Regions from separate parts of the Homo sapiens genome. Here regions 1 and 2 are each linked to region 3. Evidence: read pairs that join two places in POLR2A ChIA-PET (ENCODE). Cell type or tissue: PC-9. All regions are shown on one strand.

Region 1 (2,500 bases), 77 kb before region 3:
ACCAGGAGGGAAGGGAAATCAGCTGGGCTAACAAATCTGCTTTATGATCTGCCATAAATTTCCCAATTCTAAAAACATTATCTGACTATATGGAATAAAAAGCCTGGTCTTATTAAGGAAATAAACATCCTGAAGATAAATTATTTACTGTTAACAAAAGTACCAATGTTATATAAAGGAAACTGCTTTTAGCCCCAAGAGATTCTTATCAAGGGTTTTGATTGCAACATTCTTACTTGAATCAAGACTAGCCTCTATATTAGGTTTCTAGAGCCAAGATAATTCCATCAACTGAAGCCAGTTTTGTTGGGTGTCTGGGTGGCTTCTGCATCATTTCACTCAACTCTGATACTATAGCTCACTTTCCCCAAAGCTGAGGCTTCTTGGATAGTCTGGAAGGTTAACATGACAAAAAAAAAATGGTTAATGAATGATGTATGAGATCATACTAGCTTCGAGTCGTTTGTTAAAATGTCAAGGATGGGCCAGGAGCGGTGGCTCATGCCTGTAATCCCAGCACTTTGGGAGGCCGAGGCGGGCAGATCAGCTCAGGTCAGGAGTTCGAGACCAGTCTGGCCAACATGGCAAAACCCCATCTCTACTAAAAATACAAAAATTAGCCAGGCATGGTGGTACACGCCTGTAATCCTAGTTATGCGGGAGGCCGAGGCAGAAGAATCACTTGAACCCAGGAGGTGAAGGTTGCAGTGAGCCGAGATTGCACCACTGCACTCCAGCCTTGGAGACAGAGTGAGACTCTGTCTCGAAAAAAAAAAAAAGTAGTCAAGGATGGAAGAAGAAGTCTGTCAATATTTTTTTTTTTTTTTTGGCGGGGGCGGGGGGAGATGAGGTCTTGCTTTGTTGTCCAGGCTGGAGTGCAGAGGCATGATCATGGCTTACTACAGCCTCCACTTTCCAAGCTCAAGTGATCCTCCCACCTTAGCCTCCTGAGTAGCTGGAACTACAGATGTGCACTGCCACACACCTGGCTAATTTTTTTTTTTTTTTTTTACTTTTTTGTAGAGACTTGGTTTTGCTATCTTGCCCACGCTGGTCTTGAACTTCTGAGCTCAAGCAATTCACCCACCTTGGCCTCCCAAAGTTCTGGAATTACAGGCATGAGCCACTGCATCCAGCCCATTCCTATTTTCAAAAGGAAAGATTATGAAAGAAAATCAAGATAGATCACTTGGATAGAGTGAATTTAATAGGATCTCCAATTGCATCTTCCCAACTATTTAGAGGAAGAAGCCAATAAAAGTCCAGAGTGAGTTTTACTTAATTTTCCTGCATGCGTACAAACAGCATCTAGTTTCTCCACATCTGTATCTTTTTTCATAGCTTAAATGAAACCTTGCTTTCCTCTCTAAAGGCTTCCAAAGAAAGACTGTCATTCTCTCACCTTTCCCACCCCCTACCCGCTCTTTCCTTAAGCCAGGAAGTTTCAATGCTAGCCTATGTGCAAATTATGCTCAAATCCTCAAGAGTCTGCATTTTATTCTAACTTATATAGCTCCTCTAAGAAATTACGTTTTCCTTGCTCTTGTTTTTCATTTCACCACTTCTTTCTTGTTGATTCTTGCTGTAAGCGACCTCAAATTTAATAGTGATTGAGGCTCACATAACTAATTAAAAAATATTCATATAAGACTTCTTTATTGAGATATATAAATTTTCTGCTCTAAACACAATCACCTGGGTATCACAAAGACATATCAAAATCAATATATTCAAAATGGAACTTTCCCTTGAACCTGCTTTATAGACTCTGTTTCCTATTAGTGTTTGAATTAGAAACCTCAGCATTATTATCAATATATAACTCTCTCATACCATCCATATATAATCAGACACTAGCTCCTATTTGGTTATATAACCAACTCTGTTTCCCACTGCCTTCATTCTGGCTGTTAACATCCTTTACCTGAGCTACCTCAAAAGCCTCCTAATGGGTATCCCTGCACACGGTCTATTTCCACAGGACCCCCAAAGTAATCTTTCTAAAATAGAAACCAATCATGTTCTACTCCAAGCGCCGTTCAAGGCCTTGATAACCTCCACTCTGATGCTACTATAGTCTCCCTTCATCCGTACACCAGTACCCACTCCACAAGTACCCAACATTCTCTATCATGTGTCAAACTGCAGAGTCCCAACTCATCTGGTGCCTAAAATGTTTCCTCCAACTTGCATTCTTTAGTGTCTGATAAAAGTGTTGTAGCCTCTTACCCTAGTACCGTGGCACCTGGGCTACAACTTCTATCACATACACTGGATTCTATTGCAATTATTCCATACATTGACCCTTCTCAACTAATCCCAAAGCTTCTAAGGATAGAAGTTATTCACCCTCTATACCCAGCACTATGGCTGGCACACAGTGGGCACTCAGTGTTTGTAAAGTAAATTGATTTCATGCAGATTAGCATAATTTAATATAAAAGTAAGCAAAATTGAGTATCTTCTCTCCTCTAAAGAGTTAACTCAGAGATTATGAATC
Region 2 (2,500 bases), 55 kb after region 3:
TGTGCTGCTATAAACATGCATGTGCATGTGTCTTTTTCATAAAATGACTTATTTTCTTTTGGGTAGATACCTGGTACTGGGATTAGTGGATCAAATGGTAGTTCTACTTTTAGTTCTTTTTTTCTTTTTTTTTTTTTTTTTTTTTTTTGAGTCAGAGTCTCGCTCTCGTTGCCCAGGCTGGAGTGCAATGGTGTGATCTCGACTCACCGCAACCTCCGCCTCCTGGGTTCAAGTGATGCTCCTGCCTCGGCCTCCTGAGTAGCTGGGATTACAGGCATGCACCACCATGCCTGGCTAATTTTGTATTTTTTTAGTAGAGACGAGAAAAATTTTGTATTTTTCTCCATGTTGGTCAGGCTGGTCTCGAACTCCTGACCTCAGGTGATCTGCCCGCCTCAGCCTCCCAAAGTGCTGGGATTACAGGCATGAGCCACTGTGCCCAGCATCCACTTTTAGTTCTTTAAGAAATCTCCATACTGTTTTCCACAGTGGTTGTATTAATGTACACTCCAACTAGCATTGTAAAAGTGTTCCCTTTTCACCACATCCGATCTGAAAGCCCTTGGATGCTTTGCTAGAGCTGGACTTTATTCTTTATATAATGAGACTACACAGAATGATTTTTAAGTCACTCAATGAAATTATCAGTTCCATTCTATATTTATATACATATATACACTTGTATACACACACACACGTATGTGAATATATCAGTGCTAGCAATATAAAGAACAAATATCCACCAAAAATATTGGTGACAGAGGTTGTTTTAGGAATCTAGATGATTCATGAAAACCTGAGTTAATACAAGGTAGCAGGGATGAAGAAGAGACCCATGTAAGTGAAATTTAGGAGGTAGATTTGACTGTATTTATGACTACTTATTGAGTCCATGCTATGAGGCAGGCTAACTACTAAGGAAATAGAAAAGAAAAAATAGCTCTTAACATTAAGTAACTTCTAGTCCAATGATGGATACAAACAGTTAAACCAACTACAAATCAATAGGGAAGTCATTATGATAGAGGTATAATCAGGCGCTATGGTTGCCTAGCAAAGATGTGATTAACTCAAACTAGGGAAAGAAAGGTAAAGGAATTGAAGGATAAGGTGGGAAAGGGAGAGGAAGGAAGAGGTGGGAGCTTTCCAGATGAAGTGAATCTAAAAGGGATAGATGGAGGAAGGGGGAGATGTATGGTCATTTTGCAGAACTGCAAAATGTGTGAATATATGTGAATATAAGGTACATGAGACCATGTGGTGATAAATGAGGCTGAAGAAACTAAGATAAGAATAGGAAAGATTCCAGCACTTTGGGAGGCCAAGGCAAGAGAACTGTTTGAGGACAGGATTTCTAGACCAGCCTGGGCAACAGAATGAGACTTTGACACTATTTAAAAAAAAAAAAATAGAAAGGGCTTCGTGCCATGGAGAGGAATTTGAAATTAGTTTGAAAGCTGTAGGACACCACCGAAGAATCATGGCAGGCAGGCAACAGAATCTAATTGGTGTCTGAGGAAGATGGCTGTGGTGGTAGAGTAGAAGACAGATTGCAGAAGGGTAAGGAAGCCAGGTCAGTAATGATATTAGGACTGAGTGCAAGTAAGGGATTAAGTAAAGGCTAGGATGAAGAGGTAGAATTTATAGGACTTGTGGCTGATCTGATGGGGAGGTTTTAGAAAAAGGAAGTAGCTGTTACCACAGTGATTATTTTCACATAATAGGCTCTCATAAATGTTGATAGAATGTAACTAAATTGCTTTTTTTCTTTAAATGGGTTTGTTTCAACCAACTAATTCTTTCAAAATAAGAGTATTTGTTTCTGTTAATGCTGCTAAAGAGTGTGGTTTTAGAGCTATTAGGGTTTACTTGCATTTTGTTCATGTCTTAACCCATTATTGCAAATGTTTGCAGAAAGCTTTTGGACAGCTAAACAGGTGCTAGTATTCAGAATGATTGCTTTGCACAAAGACACTTGGGGTTTAGCAGCTCCAGGGCACCTCCTATGTAACACAGTTGCTCCTACCCAGATGCTTCATTTTTCACTGAGGGATATTGGAGAATGCAAGATGTTTGAAAAGGCTAGGATGATTTTATGTATCATGTCAAAGAGTTATAGTCTGGAAACATCAACAAAGCAAAATAAATGTGAGTCCTTTGTCATACTTTTACAGCTTCCAGCGTCATCAATTTCAAACCTCCTTTAACTCTTCTTCTGACCCCTCTCCCCAAATCCAACCCAATTATCCATTGGAGACCCCCATGCCTATTATATATCTAATTGGTCAATCCAGTCTATTCTCTCATCTAGGTAACCTTACCAGCTTACTAGCTTCTCACTGGAGCTTAACAGGTCACCAATTTCATATAGAGTAACATTCACTATAATTCTCCTCTCTCCTCATTCTCATCGTATCAAACTTAACCAAGAATAGAATATTCCTGCTCAATCTCTGCTAATAGGATTTATCTGCATCCTCACTTCAGCAACCATTGTCAT
Region 3 (2,500 bases):
AACACGCACTTCAATAACAGGAAGTCATTACAGGGTCCCTTCTATTTCCTTTCAGCTCAGCTGGTTTGCTTTTCAGCAAGAGCTGATTAACATGACAGAGTTATTGCGCCCTTCAGATGCCCGAGAGCAACCTGAGAAGCTGGTTGAAAGCATTACTTCTACCATGGTTAGAAGCAAGCACAGTTTGGGAATTGAAGCTTTTGGACGTTCTGCTTTATAAACCTCATTTATCAAACAGCAGGAAAGCTGTTACATATGGTGATGGGCATTAGGGAAATGCTTAGACTGAATACAAAGTGCGAATGTGAATTGGATTAAATTACCTGCAAGAGGGAAACTAACTCAGGAGAAAGTAAAAGGAACCAATCACAGAGATGAATCAAATAGAGTTGCACAGAAATGTTAGAGCTTGCTTATAAATTGTTACCCTTGGGCTCTGCTATAAGAAGATTTCCTGGTATGTCTACAGAGAATTTTAAAATTTAGCAGAGTCAAATTAGATTACACTAAATAACTGCCCCTACCACGGTTCTTGTCTATTCAAGATAGGGAGAAAGATTAGAAGACACTTATGTAAGTTCAGATATCCCTAATAACACAGAGATTAGCTTACCCTAAAATCCCAATATTAGAAATCAGAGTATGTATGAGGAAAGGAGAACTATTCATTTAGCTGAAGAGTACTGTTTACAATGTGGCTAGGTAGGAATATGAGAGGCATGGTAAATTAAGGTATTTATTGAATCCTTTCTATGGACAACCAGTCTCTAGTTTAATAAAAGAGCTCAAGATTTACTTAATGTCCACTTAGTCACTTATAAAAAATAACATTCAGGAAAAAAAAGCTTATGTTTTGTTTGCTTGCTTTATTAAAAAAAAAGTGGGGAAGGCACACAAGACTTCCTAAAATGCCAGCTCTGTAACTTTATGTCTTAGAAAATTATAAAATAAATTCATGGACAAAAACCATAAGGAAATTAGTAATAACCCTATGATGACTCCAATCACAAAAACTCTGTCTGCTTTGTCGGGGAGGGATGAGGTATATGTCTGAATGCAAAGGTGAGAATGAAGGAGAGAAAAGTCATGTGAGAGAGGAATGTGCAAAAGACTTATAATCCAATACTTTTTTTTAAAGCTGGAAATTGAGTTTAGATGGGGCTTAATATACTACATCTGAAAAATGCTTCTGGGAATCACAGGCCTCTATGCCCTTGGCCAAATCACAAATGAGTCATGGACACACCTAAGCTAGAACTCTGTGTGCTGCCTGACACACTGGGAAAATATCTGGGGCCTGAATAACCAGGAGTTTCAGAATTTGATGTATCTTTGAAATGCCTCCTTCTTACCACACACACACACACACACACACACACACACACACACAGTTGGTCACATAAGGGTATTGCTAATGTGAGAAGTACAGAAATGAGAGTACAAAGAAACCACAGTAGTCTCAGGGTCAGCAACAGCAATAGTTAACTGTTACATATTCTTAAGAAGGAAAAAAAGGATCTCCAAAACCCTTAGAATCACTGAGAGGTGCTTTATATCACTGCTCTGGCACATCTACAGAATGCATCCCAAAAAAATGAATTGATGTGCCTTGCAGCTGAACCAGTTAGAGACAGAGTGTATAACATGGTATATGATGACTAGCAGGACAGAATCAAGGCACACATTAGAAGACTTGTCCAGGTGCATCTCCTACACCAGTACCTTCTTTCAACTTTCCTTCCCCTCAGGAAGGTCAGATTATGTGGCTCCCAGGGTTGTTTGCATTTTAACAGGAAACAAAGTTTCAAGGCAATGAAATAAATTCTCCTCCAGACTAGTGCTAGATGACCATACCCATGCTGGTGGACACCCTGCTAGGACTAGAAATATTAACAAGTCCAATCAGCAAAGTAAGTGTTGATGGTCAGGCATTACTCCATTCACAGCCAGTACTGCAAAGCAAGAAAAAGAAACTTAAGTTTGCCACTTGGGTTCAAAACTCTGTAAGCCACTTGGAGTTGGCCACCATGGAATTAACTCCTTCAACTCACTTCTTCACACTCTCAAAGCCTTAGAGGAACAGTCATACACTCACTTTTTAAAATCCTTCATATTTCAAAGTCAACCAATCTGGGCAATGATACCAAGCTGAAATCACAGACCTGCCCATAACCCCCAGAAAAATCCTCTTTTAAGGAAGGGGCCTTCCATCATGTTCCCTTCCCAAATACCACAGAAGCTACTTGGGGGTAGCATTCCTGTGGGCCAAGACCAACAGATACCTGTAACAAACTAGGCCTGCCACAGACTTCCCTTCCATGTCTAGCAGCTCTCCAGGTCATGGTTCTCAATAAGCAAACACAGAAAACAAGTTCATTCTCTTCTTCCCACTCATTAAAAACAAACGCAAATCATATCCAGATTTAGAACACACCTACCAACGAAAAAGTTAAATGGAGAGAGGGAGGCACCCACCCACATAATCTTTCCATTCAAAGAG

The links. Peaks named below come from ENCODE experiments on the same cell type or tissue, not always from the same donor. Only the 100,000 strongest peaks of a DNase experiment are listed, where the experiment ranks them.
Region 1: POLR2A ChIA-PET joins it to region 3 with 14 read pairs; 5 of 35 experiments call an interaction of 5 or more read pairs at or near these places.
Region 2: POLR2A ChIA-PET joins it to region 3 with 10 read pairs; 4 of 35 experiments call an interaction of 5 or more read pairs at or near these places.

Annotation. Positions count from the first base shown.
Region 1 is chr4:88,687,861-88,690,360 of GRCh38, reverse strand. All of the region lies in intron 23 of HERC3 (HECT and RLD domain containing E3 ubiquitin protein ligase 3), which reads right to left. Among named protein-coding and RNA genes, the nearest start is that of NAP1L5, 8.7 kb to the left of the region's middle. In PC-9, no CTCF peak of the experiment used is centred here; no DNase peak of the experiment used is centred here.
Region 2 is chr4:88,555,720-88,558,219 of GRCh38, reverse strand. It overlaps a transcript of HERC3 not described here. Among named protein-coding and RNA genes, the nearest start is that of PIGY-DT, 33 kb to the right of the region's middle. In PC-9, no CTCF peak of the experiment used is centred here; no DNase peak of the experiment used is centred here.
Region 3 is chr4:88,611,180-88,613,679 of GRCh38, reverse strand. The region is part of intron 3 of HERC3 (HECT and RLD domain containing E3 ubiquitin protein ligase 3); the gene reads right to left. Among named protein-coding and RNA genes, the nearest start is that of HERC3, 20 kb to the right of the region's middle. In PC-9, no CTCF peak of the experiment used is centred here; a DNase peak (open chromatin) is centred at 1,269; H3K27ac peaks cover 2,500 bases.